Regions from separate parts of the Homo sapiens genome. Here regions 2, 3, 4 and 5 are each linked to region 1. Evidence: chromatin loops called from intact Hi-C (ENCODE). Cell type or tissue: heart right ventricle. All regions are shown on one strand.

The links. Hi-C counts contacts between places; a loop is a spot of excess contacts. Peaks named below come from ENCODE experiments on the same cell type or tissue, not always from the same donor. Only the 100,000 strongest peaks of a DNase experiment are listed, where the experiment ranks them.
Region 2: a loop joins it to region 1, with 3 times the contacts of the local background. A loop is called at or near these places in 93 of 110 quality-filtered maps.
Region 3: it touches region 1 in a loop (2.2-fold over the local background); 71 of 110 quality-filtered maps call a loop at or near these places.
Region 4: a loop joins it to region 1, with 8 times the contacts of the local background. A loop is called at or near these places in 95 of 110 quality-filtered maps.
Region 5: it touches region 1 in a loop (2.2-fold over the local background); 77 of 110 quality-filtered maps call a loop at or near these places.

What each region holds. Positions count from the first base shown.
Region 1 is chr16:70,677,745-70,681,744 of GRCh38, reverse strand. MTSS2 (MTSS I-BAR domain containing 2) reads left to right here. Exons shown (of 15, transcript NM_138383.3): 2 at 720-781; 3 at 878-951; 4 at 1,690-1,774; 5 at 1,868-1,959; 6 at 2,041-2,115; 7 at 2,422-2,430; 8 at 3,336-3,493; 9 at 3,846-3,953. Among named protein-coding and RNA genes, the nearest start is that of MTSS2, 6.3 kb to the left of the region's middle. In heart right ventricle, a CTCF peak has its summit at 1,651 (motif pointing left); no DNase peak of the experiment used is centred here; H3K27ac peaks cover 1,520 bases.
Region 2 is chr16:70,760,118-70,764,117 of GRCh38, reverse strand. VAC14 (VAC14 component of PIKFYVE complex) reads left to right here. Exons shown (of 19, transcript NM_018052.5): 11 at 1,093-1,237; 12 at 1,513-1,578. It overlaps VAC14-AS1 (VAC14 antisense RNA 1), which reads right to left. Exons shown (of 6, transcript NR_034083.3): 3 at 2,860-2,965. Among named protein-coding and RNA genes, the nearest start is that of VAC14-AS1, 7.0 kb to the right of the region's middle. In heart right ventricle, no CTCF peak of the experiment used is centred here; no DNase peak of the experiment used is centred here.
Region 3 is chr16:70,736,841-70,740,840 of GRCh38, reverse strand. The region is part of intron 13 of VAC14 (VAC14 component of PIKFYVE complex); the gene reads left to right. Among named protein-coding and RNA genes, the nearest start is that of VAC14-AS1, 16 kb to the left of the region's middle. RefSeq lists enhancers at 1-534, 2,287-2,456, 2,358-2,888, 2,861-3,020. In heart right ventricle, a CTCF peak has its summit at 2,245 (motif pointing right); DNase peaks (open chromatin) are centred at 2,330 and 3,210; H3K27ac peaks cover 2,210 bases.
Region 4 is chr16:70,768,872-70,772,871 of GRCh38, reverse strand. It overlaps VAC14 (VAC14 component of PIKFYVE complex), which reads left to right. Exons shown (of 19, transcript NM_018052.5): 10 at 700-763. It overlaps VAC14-AS1 (VAC14 antisense RNA 1), which reads right to left. Exons shown (of 6, transcript NR_034083.3): 5 at 3,929-4,000; 6 at 1-1,264. Among named protein-coding and RNA genes, the nearest start is that of TRG-GCC3-1, 7.4 kb to the left of the region's middle. In heart right ventricle, a CTCF peak has its summit at 1,606 (motif pointing right); a DNase peak (open chromatin) is centred at 1,601.
Region 5 is chr16:70,744,352-70,748,351 of GRCh38, reverse strand. It overlaps VAC14 (VAC14 component of PIKFYVE complex), which reads left to right. Exons shown (of 19, transcript NM_018052.5): 13 at 3,773-3,929. Among named protein-coding and RNA genes, the nearest start is that of VAC14-AS1, 8.7 kb to the left of the region's middle. RefSeq lists enhancers at 405-1,039, 1,284-1,784, 1,785-2,285. In heart right ventricle, no CTCF peak of the experiment used is centred here; DNase peaks (open chromatin) are centred at 1,518 and 2,068; H3K27ac peaks cover 1,655 bases.

The DNA.
Region 1 (4,000 bases):
GGCCAGGCTGGGATAAAGGCCACACTGTTTCCCCAGGAGGGGAGGGGAGCAGGGGGTGGAGAAAGGTGGCTCTGTTGGCCGCACAAGGCCCCATTCAGCCCAGGGCCTGGTTGTCCCAGGCAGGCTAGCTGGGCCCTGCAGCAGCCACAGCCTCCTCGGCCCTGGGAGCCACTGCTGCTGGCCTGGGATGGCAGCTTCCAGGACACAGGGCAGGGGCCCCGGAGGCCCCAGTCTACACCTGGTGTGCCTTCAGCCCTGCCACCCCCTACCCTCCACACTGTGCCTCTGCCCCTGGTGGGCAGGTCAGTGCCAGTGTCCTAGGCACATGTCCGGGAGACACGATGCCTCTCATTGGGCTCAGCCCAGATCCCCTGCCAGGCCCCTGGGAAACCCCGAGGGGACAGGACCTGCCACTTCCTGCTCCATTTCCCCTGAGGGAGGATGTGAGCCCCCTGTAGCCTGTAGGGTGGATGTCCTGATGTCAGGGAGGGAGGGCTTGGCAAAGGCGCCCGTTCCCAGGGACAGGCTTTCCTCATGCTGATGGCTCTGTCCTTGGTCCTCTGCCCTCCGAGAGGACCCAGAGCCTCCCTCTCCATGGGGCAGGGCTGCTGTCTTAGAAACTGCCCCAAGTCTGGATGGAGCATGCAGGGAGCCCGGCCCAGGTCAAGCCCTGCAACCACCCCACAAGAAGCTCACTTTCTCTCCCATTTGCCCGGCAGAGCTCCTACCCTATCTGGGAGGACTTCAACTCCAAGGCCACGAAGCTGCATTCCCAGCTGAGGTGAGGTGGCCCAGGGCACCCCAGCAGGGGAGGGGCAGGCAGAGGCCCCCCCCCCGCCCAACCACCGACCATCCATGCCGTTGTCCCTCTCCCCAGGACCACCGTGCTGGCTGCTGTGGCCTTCCTGGATGCCTTCCAGAAAGTGGCTGACATGGCTACCAACACCCGAGGTGGGGAGGCGCGTGGCTGGAGGTTGGGGTTGCCCCAGGGTGGGCCTGGAGGCTGGAAAGGAAGAGTAGGGGATGGGCCAGGGAAAGGACGGGACGCCAAGCCCAGAACCTTGAGTTCTGCTCCTTAGTGGAGTGGGCTGGTTGTGGAGAGAGTGAGCCCCTCGTCACAAGAGGCATGCAAGCAGGAGTGGGTAAGTAGTGACAGGAGTGTTCCCCGGGGATTCCCTTTTTGCTGTGGGCTGTTCATGTGACCCCCCAGCACAGAGATTCTCCTTAGGGCTTCTTCCCACTCATGCCCTCGTGTCCTTCTAAGAGCACGCAGGGTCAGGTGAGCGCGCCGTTGGGCTTGGCGCCGCCTCTGCCCTCTGGTCCGAGTGGCAGAGACCTGGGGCTCCCGCTCCTTCGGGCCCTGGGCGTGCTCACACTCCCGCACCTGCATCTGGGCACACCTGGAGGGTCGTTTGGCCGGCTCCTGGAACGGTCTTTGGCGCCGGCCTCTCCCAGCTGGGAGAGAGGGGAGGCCGCCGCAGGAGGCTGGCGCGGCTGGGATGGCGGAGGAAGAGCTGGTGGAGATGGAGGAGGCCCCGAATCCCCCAGGGCCGGCGGGACTGCGGCTCGGCGGGGGCAGGGCGCGGGCTGCGGGCTCCGCCTGCGCGGCCGGGGCGCCCCCTCCTGGCCCGAGGCCGGGACTGCGCAGGCCCCAGCGGGCCCCTTCCCACCCCGCGCTTGCCTCGCCAGGGGCCACGAGGGACATCGGCTCGGCGCTCACACGCATGTGCATGCGCCACCGCAGCATCGAGACCAAGCTGCGGCAGTTCACCAAGTGAGTGGGCGCTGCGGGCGGGCAGGGGGGCGGGGGGACGGGGCGTCGCGGGGGAGCCCGGCCCTGACCTGCGCTCCCGCCCGCCCTCCGCAGCGCACTGCTGGAGAGCCTCATCAACCCGCTGCAGGAGCGCATCGAGGACTGGAAGAAGGCGGCCAACCAGCTGGACAAGGACCACGCGAAAGGTGAGGGTGGCGCGGAGCCGGGCTTCCCACCCCCCACTCCGCAGGGACCCCATTAGAGCGCTCCGCTCTCCCCTTCTGCAGAGTACAAACGAGCCCGGCATGAGATCAAAAAGAAGTCGTCGGACACGCTGAAGCTGCAGAAGAAGGCGCGCAAAGGTAGTGCCTGGCGCGGCCCCCCAGCCACAGCCCCACGGCCCCGCTCCACAGCCCCACCGCCCCGTGGGGCGCCCCAAAGCCTTCATCCCAGCCAGAGGGGCGCTGTCCCCGACACAGGACCCTCCAACCTGTTGGGTGGGACAGAGGGAGCTGCCCTTCCCCCCAAACCTGGTCCAGAACCTCCCTATGGGAGGCAGCAGGAGGCCCAGGCACCCCCGCCCCAGGAGTGGCTCTGTCCATCCGGCGTCTTTCACACATTCTTTCTTTCTCTGTCTCTCCTCCTCTCCTCCCACATCCTTCCTGTAGAGCTACTTGGTAAGTCAAATGTCGGTCCCTCCAGCTGCTCCTCCCGTCCTTGTCGCATTTGTCTGTCTCCCCCAGCTCAGGGCCATTGGAAGGAACCTCTCCAGGCCAAGGAGAAGCGAGGAAGGCGGTCGGTCCACGAGGGAGGGGCCTGGGGCACAGTCCCCCTGGGGCCCCCGGGGTCCCTGGCCAGGGATGAGTCCCGGGCCACTGCTGGGTCAGTCTGCCAGGCCAGGAGGGGTTGGCCAGGGCGGGATGGGGGCCACAGGCCCTGGCTGCCCCGCCCCCACCAGGCTGGCCTGCGTCCTTACTTGTCACCTCCTCACCTGCCATCTCATCATCTCCTCTGCATCATCCTCTCGCCTCTCTCTTTCTTGCTGCTTCTTGTGTCGCTGTTGCTGTGTGCTCTGCTCCCTGAGCTGAGTGGGGACCCACACTGAGACCCCTTCCCTGCCTCCAAGGCCCAGCCCTAGCTCTCCTGGCCCCCGCCCCCTGTGGCCTGGCCTACAGCTGAGCCCCACACTCTCTCTTGTCCCGCTTCTGCCCCACCTCCCTGGACCTTGTGAGGTGAGGGGCGCCATCCCGGGTCAGTGAGGGTACCCCAGGTGGAGGCCAGCGAGTCTCCGTGTTGGCAGAGCTCCTGGGCGCCAAGAGCCTCCCCCGGAGATGCCCCAATCCAGCGTGGCTTTGCAGCTTTGGCCTCTTTCTTGTGTGTGTGTCTGTCCTCTCTGCCTGCTTTGGTGGGACTAGCCCTTCCACAAGCCCCAGAGTCCTCACTGCCCTCCGCAGTCCCCTGGCCCCAGGGCAACACCCAGCCCAACGGCCGAGAGATGCCACCACCAGGGTCTGAGCCCATTTGTGGGTGTGGCAAGCCAGGCTGGCATCCCCAGCAAGGCCTCTCCTCCCCACCCCTCCAGGGAAAGGAGACCTGCAGCCCCAGCTGGACAGTGCCCTGCAGGACGTCAACGACATGTACCTGCTGCTGGAGGAGACGGAGAAGCAGGCCGTGCGCCGGGCGCTGATCGAGGAGCGGGGCCGCTTCTGCACCTTCATCACCTTCCTGCAGCCTGTGGTGGTGGGACTCCTGGGGACTCAGACCCCAGAGGGGTGGGCTGGGCCCAGGGTTGACCTTCTGACCTCCAAGAAGGGTCACTTCTCAGCAGTCCCTGGCTGGGGGCATCAAGGCCACATGCTCCTGGCCCAAAGGCAGGTCTCATAGCTCACCATGCACTGATTTGGTCTGGAGAGACCATCATGCCAGCCCTCTGGGCTGTGTGGGCCCCACCTGCACCAGCCCCGAGCAGCATTGGTTAGCGAGGAGGGGTGAGAGAGGAGAGGCCCGACAAGGGCTGCTGCTTCTCCAGGGGCGCTGGGCAGGCGGGCAGGTGGGCGATAGGGCCAGCAGGTCTGACTCGCTGCTTCCTCAGAATGGAGAGCTGACCATGCTGGGAGAGATCACCCACCTGCAGGGCATCATCGACGACTTGGTGGTGCTGACAGCAGAACCCCACAAACTGCCTCCCGCCAGCGAGCAGGTGCGGGAGCCCTCTGGCCAAGGGCCAGGGCCAGGGGCAGGGAGGAG
Region 2 (4,000 bases), 82 kb before region 1:
ACAGCCATCAGTTCCTGATGCAAATGAATAATTGAGCAGCCTAGAAATGCCACGAAGAGACGGTTTTATACCGGCAGGGGACTGATCTGCTGGCCCAGGTCCTTAGAAAATGCAACCCCTGGCCTGCACCTGTCGGCACCATTTGGGAAGTACAGTGTAGTGCCTCGGTAGGAAGGGAGCCCCTCCCCAATATCCCGAGGTTTTTCTACCCATGCTGCCCCCACCTTGAAAACCCAGCCTGTGCCAGGGAGCAGTGCTTTGGGCAAAAAACCAACTCAAGCCTCCCAGCAGCACCCGCTGTCCCGCAGGCTGCTTAGCAGAACTTTGGGGACCCGCAGGACTTCAGTCCACAGAAGCCAGGGGGCTTCCTGTGCCCACCAGAACAAAAGTACCTCCTGAACAATATCCGTTTCTCATAGGCAGAGGCTGTGTTTACCCCTTCCCCAACTCAAAGGAGCGCATTTTGGTCTTAACTCTCAAGGGTGTCTCTCCTAGGCCAAATGTGCTGAGTGCCCTGGTGCAGTGGCAAGGCACAATGACAAGCCTCGATCCCTGACCTCACTTGAGAAACATCCTTCAGATGGCCGGTGAAGGGCCTGGCGGAGGTCAACAGTTGTTATCGGGACCTTCCCTCATACAGTCCAGACCTGGTGGTTTTGTTTTTCCAAGAAAGGGTCTGAACTTAATGCCTTGAGCCTGGTCAGGTCAGCTCAGTGACTGGGAGAGGGTTTCTCCTCCTGTGCAAGCCAGGCTGGTGCTGGAGAAAGAAAAGGAAAAGTGAGTGGGAGCCCAGCAGACTGGTCCTCATCCCCCAAAACATGGTTATCATGGTTCCAGCCCAGCAGCAAGCTCCAAACTTCTTTGGAAAGGGAGAGAGAGAAGCCCCCTTCAAACCCCTGGGCTGGGCTGAGCTGGGATGGTGGGAGACCAGCAAGGATGTGTGGGATCAGGTTATCCCTGACCCCCGATCCCCCTAGACGGTGGTTAGCAGTGTGTGACTCAGGATGTGCAGGCCCAGGGTGGTGCCATGACTCCATGGGAGAGGGCTATGGTGGGCTTCACCTCTGCTCTCCCTCCCGATCTTACCCACAGCACTGAAAGAGCCCCAGTGACCCTTCACCTCGACGGGATCGTGCAGGTCCTAAACTGCCACCTCAGTGACACGGCCATTGGGATGATGACCAGGATTGCAGTTCTCAAGTGGCTCTACCACCTCTACATCAAAACTCCTCGGAAGGTGAGCCCTGGGCCCCTCCAAGCCAGGGGCCTCTTCTGGGTCCGCCTTGGTTTTCCAGGGCCTGCCCATAGTTGGTAGCATTTTGGTCATTGCCCTTCTAGGGAAACCCTGGCCGGCAGAGAAGTGACAGGTGCTGCGAGGAGCCCTCATTGTGTCGGGGAGGGAAGTGGTCCGTGCAGACCAGTGGGTCCGTGCACACCAGCGGGACACTGCACTGCACGTAGTCCCGGGGCGAAGGGAGCACTCACGGGCACCCCTGCTTCTCTGCCCTCCAGATGTTCCGGCACACGGACAGCCTCTTTCCCATCCTACTGCAGACGTTATCGGATGAATCGGATGAGGTAGGTCACCAACGCCACCCGTACTTATGGAACATCGGCTGCCCTGCCTCCCCTTGTTAGTGACTGAGATATGCTTATTTTGGTACAGTGCATCCTTCCTAGAGGTAAAGCTGTGTTTAATACTCACTTTGGGGCCAGGTGCAGTGGCTCACACCTGTTTTTCCAGCACTCTGGGAGGCCAAGGTGGGTGGATCACTTGAGGCCAGGAGTTCGAGACTAGCCTGGCCAACATGGTGAAACTCCGTCTCTACTCAAAATACAAAAATTAGCCGGGCGTGGTGGTGCACGCCTGTACTCCCAGCTGCTCAGGAGGTTGAGGTGGGAGAATTGCTTGAACCCAGGAGGCAGAGGTTGCAGTGAGCAGAGATCGTGCCACTGCACTCCAGCTTGGGCGACAGAGTGAGACCCTGTCTCAAAAAAACAAAAACAAAAAAAAAAACTCACTTTAGGAGTGAGGACTCTTCTGTAGTCCCTTCTGGAGCAGCTGGGGCAGAGTGTCAGTAAGGGAGGCAGCACAGGACAGGCGGGGAGCTTGGCTTGGAGTGAGGCTGCCCAAAGGCAAGACACTTAGTATCTCTGCATCTCAGCATCTCAGTTTTCCTCTGTTCAATGAGGGCAGTAACCATAGGGGGATGTGAGAGGGAAATGATCCATGTAAAATGCTAAGCACTGGGCCGGGCCCCTGCTGCACGCTCAGTTAGCGTTGGTTGTGTTACTCATTTCAGCTGGACTCCATTATGACCTCTAGTTTGAAATTGGACCCTTAAGCTTTGCCTTTTTGGGGCCACCAAGAGCTGCTGGTGCAGAGGGAGAGGCTGACCCAGATCCCAGGCAGCAGGAGTGAGCCCTCTGAGAGAGCTGGAGTACAGAGGCTGGCCTGGGAGGTGGAGGGGGCCCCTGGCTCTTCCTGTCATCTGGGCAGGAGTCTGCCCCAGCCACACACACCTTTCCACACTCCATTCTCAGCCATGCCCATTGCGTGGTGTTCCTTTACCGGGTTCCCCTGCCTCCCAGCCAAGCGGCAGGGTTTGCAGCTGCGCGTGCCCATTGCACGGCAGCATCCCATCCCTCCATCCATACCAGCTCTTCAGGCTGCATCTCAGATGCTGACGGTCCAAGCTGAGCCTCAGCCCACTTTCCTCTTCTGAGCGCCAAGGCACTGTGAGCTGTAGGCAGAGCTGTATCTCCATGAGGCAGCCAGCTCGTGAATCAACAGACCTGCCCACACTGCAGAGAGTGGATGAGGCTGGGTGGGGGGGATGGGAGAGGGCTATTGCTCACCAGTCCCCATGGAGTGAGGCTCCTCAGTCTTCCCTGGGCTGGTGCCAGGCTTGTGGGGGGCCCGGGCAGCTGTCCTGCAGCCTGAATTTGCTTTCCCGAACCTGGGCTGAAGAGAGAAATGGACAGGCAGGTATCAACCTCTAGGTCCTCTGAGGTTTTCTGTATTACCAGAAAAATCCAAAACAGATGGTCTGTGAGTATGCCCTTGGCCTCTCCTGCCTACCCCCCGCCCCCCCATGCACACACACACACACACACACACACACACACACACACACACACACACACACACACACCCTCTCTTCGTGCACCACCCCCTGCAGCGCGAGGCCCAGGTGGACTTGGCCCCGTTCTGCCTGCGAGTTGGGAGTGACTCACTGCACAGTCACAGCCCTCATTTCAATACAAAAAAGAAGAGCAGAACTTTGCTGATTGGTTCCTTCCCTAGGACTTCACTGGAAGCAGCTGAGTTTTCAGTCCTTTAAACTGAGTTGTTTAATCCCATCCAGCTTTCTGTGCTTGAAATTGGTTTTTGTGTGTGCGCATTGAAAGGGAGCAGGCGGAGATGCAGTCCATTAAACAGCGCTGTTCAGGCTGTGGCTGTGGAAACTCGATTTGCTGAAGTGCCAAATGTTGTCAGGGTTTTGGGGCACGTCTTGTGGGCCTGCACTGGGGAGGGTGTGGAAACTGCTCTGGGGGACAGTTGAGGGGTACCATAACAGCAGTGAAGAGCCTCTGCTTCCCCTTCTGTCTAGAGGAGGGATTTGGGGACCTTCATCATTAGTGATGAGTCCTGATCTTACCCCATCCGGTTGCTTTCCAGAATCACATTCCTAAGTGTCCCCTGCTTAATCTTTGGTGAGCCTGAGGGTGTGCTGTGTACTTGGCAATGGGAAAACAACCATGAACAAGACAAAGCCCATCTTCTCCTGAAACTTCCTTTCTAGGATATCTAGAAAGTGCCCTCTCAGGATTTTTCAAGTATTTCCAAACAGCCCTGATCTCGAATTGGAGCTCCCTGGGATTCAAGACTATGAAAGCTTGTTAGGTTAAGCAGGAACACAGCCAGACAGGCAGGTCCTCTCCTACCAAAGTCCTCACTCATGGAAGTTAACCTCAGTGCTCGCTGCGAAGGCTCTCA
Region 3 (4,000 bases), 59 kb before region 1:
TCCCTCGCAGAGCGGTGAAGGCAGAGGCTTCTCCCACCCTGCCTCCCTCATTCCTCACCTGTGCAGAGCCGCAGAATCGGGGAGAGAGTGGCCTGGGGGCAAACAGGATGGGGAGCAGCCTGGGCGGGCAGCTGTGAGGGAAGCTGGCTGAGGGACACCACACTTTCCTGTCTCCCACCCCTGGGATCTCCTGTGTCTCCTCCTTTTGTATTTCCTGTCTCCACTCAGGGGAGTCTGCGGAGGTCCTGCTGGCTCTGGGGACAGGGATGTCAGACAGGCCTGTGGGCCCGCCGTACCCTGAGCCTGTGCAAAAAACTTCAAAGGACAGAGGAGGCCTCTGGGATGAGCCCTTTGTCAGAGACATGCCTTTCCTCCCGGGGCCTGGACATCTATGCTGCCAGAGAGGGTGCAGCCAGGCCTGGGGAGACCCAATCAGCCTTTAGGATCCTTAGCCATGCACAGTAATGTGTCAGTCTGAGGCCAAAGGTCACCCTAGGACTGACGTTTGCCCCTAAAACCCAGTCTTCCCTGACTTTGCCTGCCACGGGGCCCAATGCTGCTGGGATAAAACTGTTCATGTCGTAAGCCACGTTGGCTCACTCCTATAGTCCCAGCACTTTGGGAGGCTGAGGCAGATGGATCACCTGAGGTCAGGAGTTTGAGACCAGCCTGGCCAGCATGGTGAAACCCTGTCTCTACTGAAAATACAAAATTTAGCTGGGCGTAGTGGTGCGTGCCTGTAATCCCAGCTACTCGGCAGGCTGAGGCAGGAGAATCGCTTGAACCCAGCAGGTGGAGGTTGCAGAGAGCCGAGATCACACCACTGCACACTAGCCTGGGCAACAGAGCGAGACTACATCTCAAAAAAAATAAAACAAAAAAACTGTTCATGTCAGTATACCTTGCGGGGCTCAGTGGTCCAAGGTGTTTTTATCCCTGGCTCTAAAAATGGGTGATAATGACCTGTTCTTATTTGGTTTCATTCCTTGTAGCCCAGGACAGTGTATTGTAGCCAAATGTCAGCAGCATCTTCATGTCACCAGACAGAAACAAGTTCTAGCAGAAAGCCAGAAAGCCATTTTCCCCAGTAATCACGGCAACAATCATCATGGCTGCCAGCACTGGCTGAGGTCACGTTAGGCCCTGCCCTGCTCTGAGCACTCACGCGTGCTGGCTTTTTGGGTGAGCCCCTGGGGTCCTCACAGCAGCTCTGAGAGGCCAGCACTGTGTCATTCCCCACTTGTTTGGGCCAGGAGCCTGGCCCGAGAGCCCACACTCCTCACCCCACTCAGGAATCCCACCTGCGCCAGCACTGGAAGCTTCCACAGCCAGAGGGGAGGAGGAGAGGGGCCAGGCCATGGGCACAACCTGGCAGTGATGGGGGCATCTCTCCTCTCTTCACAGTGACTTCAGAGACCCCTTCCTGGCCTCAGGCCACGGCAATGCCTCATTTCTTGTCATTTGCTGCCCGCCACCACTTCCTCCAGCCACACCAGCCCCAGGAAAGCACCTGTTTCTCTTGAAGCCCCTTCCTCCCACTCACCCCTCCCAGCCTCAGGAAGCAGCAGTAGGGATCACGAGCACTGGGGTCAGAGGGATCTAGATTCACAGCCCTGCTTTGCCCATCCATCCCGTGACCTCGGACAAGGGTCCTACCTCACTGCTACTTCTTCCCTCTCTATAAACCAGGTGCTGGGGTGCCTGGGGGCTCTGTGAGCTCCCACATGGCAAGGGCTAGGCTAAATGCTCCCTGCATGTGAAGGGGGCCTTTGCTTGTGTCCTAGTTATTACAGGCCGGTGCAGAGGGCCCCTGTGGGAGGCTTCCCTGGAGATCCCAGCTTCTCCTGCCCCTCTGTTCCAACACACTTGCTTATCTCAGGCTGCCTGGGTGGGTGGTGAAGTTCACATCTGTTCCCTCCTGGCTGTGACCTCTTAGACCCCCAGCTGGAAGTGCATGCGGAGGCTCCTCAGCGTCGCCCAGTGCTGGGTGATTTGTGTCATCAGCTCAGTTTGAATAGCGTCATGGCAGGCCACACAGGCCAAGTTTACTTACCCCGGAATCCCTGGCACCAGGTGCCCAGTAAGGGTCAGTACCTATTTTTGAAAGTTTATTAAAATAATGGAAGGCAGGGGCACCAATCACCTGAGCCTGAGGCCCCCGGCACTGCTGCCCAGAATGGCATCCTCTCATACCCGTGCTGCCAGGCCCTCCCTTGTCCAGTTGGAAGCCCCAGCAGTCCAGCCCCCCTGCTCCACCAGCAGGGGGTGCCTTCCTCCACACCCTCTCCTCGCTGCCTTTGGCCCCAGCCCTCACCCTGCAGCAATAGCTCTTTCCCGGTGGCAGACTGCTATATGACCTCTCCACTGCCGCGTCAGCTGGAAGTCCCCACTGGGCCCTGCTGCATCCCATCGGCTTCTCTCTCGCTCTGACCTGAGCAGCTGCAAAGTCTCCTGGCTATGATTGATGCCTCCGGCGCTCCTGTCCTGCCGACCCAGGCCGGCCCACAGATGAGAAAGTGATTGCCCCTTGAGTGGGTTCCCGAGTTGGTGCCATTGCGGCGGCCTTTGTCTACGTAGCTGTGCACCCCCTCCAGTTCTGCAGACTCTACACCCCCAAGACCCTGCTCAGCCTCCCTTTCTCCCAGCCACTTGATTCTTGGGGGAAACTGCCCCTTCCCCACCCTGTCCTCTTGGTTCCATACCAGCCTCTCCATCACCCACCCCTTCTGTGGACCACTTCCTGTGCCAAGCACGACTTGATGCTCTTTAGCCCTGCCTGGTTCACAGAAGAGGAGCTGGCCTCGGAGAAGGTGGTGCTGCCTCCCCTGAGCGGCCTCTGGCCCTTCCCTTGTATCCTCCAGGCAGCAGATCTTGAGCCCACAACGGGCTGTCCGGGCACATGGACCCCAACCCCAGCAGGGAGGGAGGCCGGAGTGGAGCAGGGACCCTGCTGGGCCTGAACTGGGTGGCTGACGTTTTCACATCTGGTTCTGTTGAACTGTAACTCGCGTTATGTACTGAAGCCAGGGTTATTTTTATCCTGACATGTGAGGTTTCTTCACGTCATAACCACAAAACTCAATCCAAAACATCCCGGGGCAGGTTGTTTGTGAGACGTTCTGTGGATTCTCATGTCACCACATCAGGTTTCACTTAGTAACATCTGCAGGGCTGGCTCCCCGGCCGCCCACCCCGCCAGCCTGGGTTTCTGTGTGGAGTGCGTCTCTGTGCCCCTGGCCAGCCGCCGGTCACGTGCACTTCCTGCCAGGGGCTGGCAGGCTCCTCACTTGCCCAAACCAGAAATACAAGGCACAGTGGCCTTCAGCTGAGGGATGGCACTCTCCCTCATGCTCCTGCCCTCTGCAGGATTGGGGAATGGAAATCCCACTCTCCTGGGCCCCTCAAAGAGAGCCTGTCTCCCGAGACACACAGCCGGGTTGTGGGCCCCCCTCTCCCTCGCCCCCTGCTGCAGCAGCTGCCCACCATCTACAGGGGGCTGTGCCTCAGTGGCACCCCTGAGTAAAACCGCTGAGGTCCTCGGAGCGCAGTGTTGGAGGGCGTGCCCTGAGCTGCCCCGTCCCGGCTCCCACTTTCCTCATGCGCCTGCAGCACCCAGCCCAGGACCCTGCTTACAAGAGCAGATGAGCCAGAGCCGGAGGTGGGCGGAAGAGCAGGCAGCAGTGAGGCGGAAATCAGCATACTTGAGGGGCCCATTTCTCCTGTAGTCACCCTCCCGGGGTGAGCTTGTTCTCTCTCCACCCATCTCCTCCTCCTGAGCCTGCAGCCCTGCCTCAGAGAGCATCTCAAGCCAAAGGGCAGCTCAGATCAACAGAGTGGCTGGGGGCGATGGGGGCCACTGAGGCTGGGAAAGAGCGAGCAGCCCCCACCCTGTCCTGCTGAGCACTGAGGCCTTTCCCATCCCTGTCCAGCCCGCCCTCCCTGCCCCTTCAAGTGTGGCCCCTTTCCCCACCTCCCCTGCTGGGAAAAGACTGCCCTGCTC
Region 4 (4,000 bases), 91 kb before region 1:
GCTATACCACACCTCATTTATCCATTCATCTGTTGATAGATATTTGGGTTGCTTCTGCTTTTTGGCTATTGTAGATAATGCTGATGTGAACATGATTGATATACAAGGTTTCATGTGGCCATAAGTTTTCATTTCTCTTTGGCATATACCTAGGAGTGGAGCTGCTGAGTCATGTGGTGACTATGTTTAGCCTTTGGAGGAATGGCCAGACTGTTCTCCAAAGCAGCTTGCACCATTTTACATTCCCACCAGCAATGTACGAGGGTTCCAGTTTCTCCACATTCTCATCAACACTTGCTATTATTTGTCTTTTATTTTAGCCATCCTGATGGGTGTACAGTAGTATCTTGTGGTTTGGATTTGCATTTTCCTGATAGCTAAGGATGCTGGGTATTATCTGTCATTTTAAACATCCATTCCCCTCAGGCCAGTGATCCCTTCTGAGATTTGACAGATGTGTTTAGCACTGGTGTCCCCTCCTTGTGAGATCACTGTGACTACAGACTTACAAGCTTGGGGACTATCGAGAATGACTGGGCGTTGGTTGGGTCCTCAGGGCTCCAGAGCCATGGTCCTTTTGAAGAGCCTGAATCAAGGTATGGGGCTCTGGAGAGTTCTGTGTGTGCTTGTCACAGGGGTCTTGTTTATTCAAGAGAGCCAACAGCCTTTCATGACCCCTTGTTCCTCTTCCTCTCCCAGGAGGTCCAGATGGTTCCTGTGACTCCAGCTTCAGTAGCGGCATCAGTGTCTTCACTGCAGCCAGGTAAGTGGCTTGTTTCAGCCAGAAGGTTTGTGGAAAGCGAGCGGCCTAGATCTTTCCTGGATGCGGGAGACTACAGCAATGACCCAAGGCAAATTCTACTCGCGGCTGCTGCTTTTGGGACACCCTCGTACACAAAAGAGTTAATTGATGAAGGAATCTGAAGGACACTGAGCAAGCCCACCCCACCCAGGCTTGATGGATAGATAGGGCGGATTAGAAGCCACTGGGGGCCAGACATGGTGGCTTATGCCTCTAATCCCAGCACTTGGGGAGGCCAAGGCAGGCACATCGCTTGAGCTCAGGAGTTTAAGACCAGTCTGGGCAACATGGCGAGACCCTGTTTTTACTGAAAATACAAAAAATTATCTGGGCCTGGTGGCGTGTGCCTGTAGTCCCAGCTACTTGGGGAGGCTGAGGTGGGAGGATCACTTGAGCCAGAGGTTGAAGTGAGCTGAGATCACACCACTGCACTCTAGCCTGGATAACAGAGTGAGACCATGTCTTAAAAAAAAAAAAAAGGAATGAAAGAAAATGGATTGTTCTTACTTATTTTTAAATATTAAAAAAAAATTAAGCTATTGGAGGTCAGTAAACGCAAGTTATAATAATAAAAGTACAGCTAATACATGGTGACTGCAGTGAGACACAGTTGCCTTGACTCATCGCTGTCTGTTTGTCCAGGATGATGGGGGGCCAACAAGACCCACAAGGGGAAGTCTGTTCAAGGACAGCCTGAGCATGGGCAGTCATTAATCATGTCCAAGATTAAGGATAAATCACCGGCCCCAGGAGCTGTTGTCTCCTGTGCGCCCAGGTCAGCTGTAATGGCGCAGTCTTCCACATGGGGGCAGTGCAGACCAGGCAGCAAAATAATTCTCTTCCTTGGGGCTCCCTCCATACTCCCTGCAAGGTGAAGGGACTCCCCGCGGAAGGTACTGTAACGGTTCTGCCCTGGTCTGAGTCCCCTGGACTTGCCCCATGTCACTTTTTCTTTGGGTGACCTTGGCATCTCTGGGGCTAGAGTGGATGGTGGGTCTCATACAGGGGTTTCTTTCCCCTGAACTTGACAGTGAACCTGGGCCCTGGGAGAGCCAATCACTCATGAAGAGAAAGTGTGCACTCTACCCCAAGAGGCTCTTCCCCCCAGACCCCTAGCTAGGGTTCTTCCCTCATCGATGTCATTTGTGAACTTATCCTCATCCCTCAGCACCCTGAGCATGTTTTCCAAGCACGCAGGTGCAGCCGTTTATGAAATGTACCACTAGGAGTCCCCTACGTTGATGGAGGAGATCAGCGAATGTTGCCATTCTCTCCTTTTCACATAGCTGCCACGCGTTCCAGTGCACCTGCCTGTGCTCACCCCTGTAGGCTCCAAGATAAGAGCTGGCCCCTGAATGTGTCCCTGACCTTCATTCATTTACTCCAGTGGTGAGGCAGAGAAGTAGCCAGGAAGTTACTGGAAAGAGGAGTGATTGATGTGAGGGGTGAAGTTACCAGAAAGGGAGGGCCATGGTGCCTGAGCCCAGGCAATGAGAAGACTGGCTGGGAATAACAGCTAATGCCAGTCAACATAGCCAGGCTTCCAGGGCCCCAGCGCAGTGCTAAACCTTTACGTCGGATCCTTCAGCTTTGTCTGAGTCTCGTGGGGTCAGTAGTATTACTTTCATGGCAGGGACGAGAAGGGAGGAAGAACGGGGCTGCTCTGTGGACAGTGGATCTAGGAGGGGCCCGGTGGATGCAGACCCGCTAGGGAGCTGTCACCGTTGTCCCCATCAGAGGGGATGGGGGCTCAGGCTGGGGAGGAGCAGCATGTGGAGAAAGTTGGGTGGGTTTGAGCTCTGTGTTGAGAACCACAGGACTCACTGATGGGTGGGATGGGGTAGGCAGGAGAGAGGTGAGGGAAAGACTGCCTTCTAGAAATTTGGTGTGAGCCAGACCCCCGCTATCCTAGTGTCATTTGCACACCAGGGCTGGAAGGAGGAGCAGGTGTGGGTGGGGTGGTCAAGAGCTCGTTCCAGGTGGCTCTGAGCATCCCAGGAGAAAGGGGGAGGCAGACTCAGGTACTGGGTCCTGGAACTCGGGGAACGGTCTGGACAGACATGCGAGGACTTGTGTATCCTGCAGAGGGCTTAGCTTTTGCGCTGGAGGCTGTGGAGACAGTGTCACAAGTGGGAATGGCAGGATCTGATCTGGGATTTAAAAGCCTCCCTCTGGCAGCCAAAAGCCTGTTGTAGACTTGTCTCTGTAATCTGGGCTATGGGGATTGAGGGGGAGGTCGGGGAGGTCTAGGAGAAGGCAGAGGTAGGCTTAAGCCATGGGCTGCAGAGGGGCACCGCTGTCCGCTGCCTCGCTGGGGAGACTGTGCTACTGTCGGCTGGGATGAGCCTACAGGAGCCCTCAGTTCTTGTGCCAAGGCCAGGAAGTGCTAGACTGGACGAGGGTTTTGGTTTATACTTGTCATTCAGGAGCCAATGCCAAATCCTACCTAAAATCCAAACCATCCTACCTAAAAAACCAAACAAGAACAAATGATCTAGTGCTTCCTGACTTTTGGTGACAGAGATCCCCACGTGGCAGCTGCACAGTCAGTGTCACCAGCTGTGCTCAAGAGCTGGGCACCTTCAGAGTTGTAAAACCAGAGCCAACATGCCCGGGCTCCAGCCCACCACCTTCTTCCCACAGCGGGTATTGACACAGTGAGACTGAGCTTGGACACGGGTGGGATCGTGCAGAGTTGCCAGGTAGCCAGACCCACCCTGTGATTCTTCAGCTGCGCCGCTTGCCCAAGGCACCACGTGAGGCCACCAGTTTCACTCAGTTCAGGTCTGCCCAGGGTGGTGGCCAGACTGGAGACTCCTCCCACGGCAGAAAGGCATTCCCACCTGGCTGGAAACTGCCATGGTGGTGGCAGTCCTGTGCCTCTGAGTGGCCATTGACCCTTGGAGAGCCTGATGAAAGCTATGGACCCTCTTCCAAAAAAAATGCACATCCACAGCTGGGCACGGTGGCTCACGCTTATAATCCCAGCATTTTGGGAGGCCAAGGCAGGTGGATCACCTGAGGTCAGGAGTTCGAGATCAGCCTGGCCAACATGGTGAAACCCCATCTCTACTAAAAATAAAAATTAAAAAAAAAAAAAAAATAGCCAGGCGTGGTGGCACTTACCTGTACTCCTAGCTACTTGGGAGGCTGAAGCAGGAGAATTGCTTGAACCTGGGAGGCGGAGGTTTCAGTGAG
Region 5 (4,000 bases), 67 kb before region 1:
ACTCCTCCGGGAGTCCATGACCTCACTGAAGGCAGAGCCTGACCTGTCTGGCCTTGTGTCTCTTATACCCAGCACAGGACTAGCCCACAGCAGCTGCTCAGCAGCTGTCTGGAGAGGGAGCATTGTGTGGTTGAAGTTAACTGGTCCAGGGTCAGGATTGGATGTCAGGACTGTCTGACCACAGCACCCTGTGTAGTGTTATCAGCAGGCTCAGGTTTGGGGACCAGAGCTGGGTTTGAGGTGGACTCGCTGTTACCTTGAGCAGGTGACTGTCCAAGTCTCAGTTCCCTTGTGTGTATCCTGTGAGGTGAGACTGGTGACAAGTGAGGGCATTCATTGTGGCCGGGAGCGAGGACAGCCTGCTCCTCTGGCCCTGGAGCCACTCGAAGGGTGGAGACAACCTTGCACAGGCCAGGCCTCTCGGTGGCTTTTTCCAGGCCTCTGTTCTGACAGGGAAGTAGGTACCTGCCGGATACCCAGCATGAATCAGTTTGTCCCCATGGCACAGGGATCTTGCCGAGTGCTGGCCTGGCCCCAGCCGCCCCGCTGGATCACACTTTCTCCTCACTTTCCTCCCCTGCTGCACGTGGCCACCAGTGTTGGCCGCCCAGAGGTGTGTGCCTCTGTCCCCCTGTGCAGACAGACCTGGGTGGGATGGGCAGCATGGGGGCGAGGGGGCAAAGTGATGTAAAGAGACACAGATCTCCTCACCGTGCTCCTCCTCTCCCCTGGATCAGGCGAGAGACACCAGGGAGTGGGTGAGACCCCACCACCTCGGGCTGTGGGCAGAGCAAGAGCAAATGGGTTAGGAATTAGGTTGCTGATTTAGGGTTTTGCCCCCCCCGCCCTTTTTTTGTACAATTCACATACCATAAAATTCATAAAAACGACTCTATTGTATACTTTAAAAGTATACCATAGAGTAACTTTTAGTATTTTTCGCAAGATTATACAACCATCAGTACTAATTCCAGAACATTTTCATGACCCCAGAAAGAAGCCCTGTATGTACCCTGCACCCGTTAGGAGTCACTCCCCATGCCTCCCTCCCCACGCCCCTGGCGACCACAAATCCACCCTCTGTCTCTGTGGATTTGCCTGTTAATGGAGTCATCATACAGGATGTGGACTTTGTGGCTGGCTTCTCGGCAGGTGTTTTCAAGGTTCATCCACGTGTAGCAGGTACTTCATTTCTTTTTATTACCAAATAATATTCCCTGGTGTGGATGTGCCACGTTCCATTTCTCCTTGTCTCCACTGCAGGGCCTTTGGGTTATTTCCATTTTGTAGCTATTAGGAAAAATGCCGCTGTGAGCATTTATATATAAGTTTGATGTGCACAGACGTTTGCAGTTCTCTTGGTAACTGCCTAGGAGTGGGAGTATACCTATGGCAGCTCTCTGGGTAACTGTTTGAGGAGCTGTTGGCTTGACTCTTGCCTCACTGTTTAATTTTGGATGAGTCATTCCCCCATCCTCCCCCCACCTCCATTTCCTGGTCTCAAGTCCCCTCCCTGGCCGTGCTTGGACAGTCCAGCAAGCATTGGTGTGCATGGCCTTTGTACATCCTGCCGTGGCAGGTGTGCAGGGGCTGAATCGGGCAGGACCGCGGCGTCATTCATTGCTGTGCCACTTCCCCATCCTGCCCTCCGCCCTGTGTCTTTCTTCTGTGGCTGAAGCAAAGAATCCCTGGAGGCTCTGTCCTCAGTGGAAGCAGAGGCCTCGGCCCTCCCTACTTCTAGGCTGAGACCCACCCAGGGCTCCCCGGCTCCTGGCCTGGGTGGAGGGGCACCCCTTGCTCCTGCCATATGACTGGGCTGTGTGGCAGCCATGTGTCTCAGCCACGTGGATTCATCAGCTCTCCACTCTGTGTGCCAGGCCACGGGCAGGGGTGGCTGTGACTCACCTTTACAGCCCCAGAACCCAACGCAGCCGCTGGCACAGAGCAGGGTCCCAGGGGCCCACAGACATCCCAGTCTCCATGAGTGGGAGAGGGATGAAGGGAAGGACAGAATTGGACAGTAGGAGGGGAGTCTGTGAGAGTGAGTCTGTGTGAGCGAGTGCCAGCTCCTGCCTGGATGAGGCTGGGAGATTGCGTGCCAACACGTGACACTGTTTGAAGACTGAGGGGGCGGGAATGGGTGAGCAAGCAAAGGGGTTCCCGGCCAGGGCTGGCCTAGAGGAACCAGGAGGAGAAGTGACAATTGGGCAGTGTGGGGGAGGCACTGGCACTGTGTTTGCATTGACAGGAATGGCTTTTGAGGGGGTAGGCCTTATCTTTTTTGTTTGTTTTCTAGATAAAATTTGCCCTTTTGAAGCATAGAATTCACTGGCTTTTAATATACTCACAAGCTTTTTGCAACCATTACCCCCATCTAATTCCACAACATTTTAATCCCTCAGTAGGAGCCCTACAGTGCTAACCTTATCTTGTATTCCCATATTCCAGCCACCTGGCCGGTCCTGGCCCACATGGCCCTGCCCATCAGGCTCTGTCCCACTTTCCCTGGTCCAGGGCTGAAGCCCCGGTTGCCGTCGTTATTCTTGGCCTGGGCTCAGAGTAGCCCAGGAAGAGGCACAGGCAACCACCCAGTCAACTGATGTTTGTTGGGCATCTGCTGGGCGCAGGGACAGTCCTGGAGATACACCTTTTGGGGGGACAGGCATAGTCCCTAGCCCAGAGCAAGAGAGGAGTGAGGGGCAGAAAGAGCAGGCGACCACCTGCAGTGTGAGGAGTTCCCTGCAGGATAAACACAGCCAGCAGAAGGTGGCCAGGAAGCCTCAGCAGCCCCTGGGGCAGGTGCATGCACACAGGCACACGCGCGCACACGCGCACACACACACACACACACACACACACACACACACACTGAAGCCCCTCCCAACAGGGCAGGTCCGTGGCCCCTCTCCCTATTGCCCATTGCAGCAGAGTGGTAGGCTGGACTTTGCCGCCCTGCCAGCTCTTGGTGCCAGGCAAAGATGGGTGCTGTGCGAGGAGAGGCAGCTTCTAAGGATACGGGGGCTGTAGAGCAGCCCTGGGGACATTGTGACACAGTGCTGACCTGCGCTCACACTCAGCACTGGTCCCACGCCCCACTCTGCCTCTGTCTCGGAAGAACTCAGCAGGCAGGTGGTCAGGCTGGGGCCTCACCCCACCCACATCTGTGCAGGGACACTTTAGAGCCACCGAGGACCACCTGACATGTCTGGACATTAGGAAGTCCTTTACCTTGGAGACCAGAGTAGCACGCCAAATGTGGAGGACGCTTTAGGGTCTGCAGTGGCCTGGTGTCACCTCTGCAGAAGCAGCTGTTCTGTGGCCCAATGGTGGGTGGGGCCGTGGCTACCGCACACAATAGAACATGGTCTGGAGGGCACTTTGGGAGCCTTGCGCAGCCTGCGGGCCTTGAAGTGCACACTGTGCAGATAACGCCCTGCTTCCTGAGTCCTGGGACTCCTGGGGACCCTCAGAGCCCTGTTCAAGGGACCCGAGAGAGGGATCGTGGGGAAGCTGACTCTCCGAACCTCAGATTCCAGTTTCCTTCCTCCAGAGGCCCCATTCACTGTAGTCTGTGTTCCCTTCATTCTGGATACTTTGTTTCACTTTTCTGAGCATGCCCCAGCTGTGGCCTTAGTGGCTCTTCCCAGCCTGCTGTCATCTGCAGACCCCTCCCACCCCTGCAGGTGGCTGTGTGCCACCAACCGCACCTCTGCCCAGGTCAGCACAGCTCTCAGCGGAGAGCTCATCCCTCCTGCCCCGCTTCTCTCCCCAGGTGATCCTGAAGGACCTGGAGGTGCTGGCAGAAATCGCTTCCTCCCCCGCAGGCCAGACGGATGACCCAGGCCCCCTCGATGGCCCTGACCTCCAGGCCAGCCACTCAGAGCTCCAGGTGCCCACCCCTGGCAGAGCCGGCCTACTGAACACCTCTGGTAAGTCTTCTCCTGAAGGTTCTAGCCTCAGGGGCCTTAGTGCCAGTGCCGGGTCTTAGGCTGGACCATGG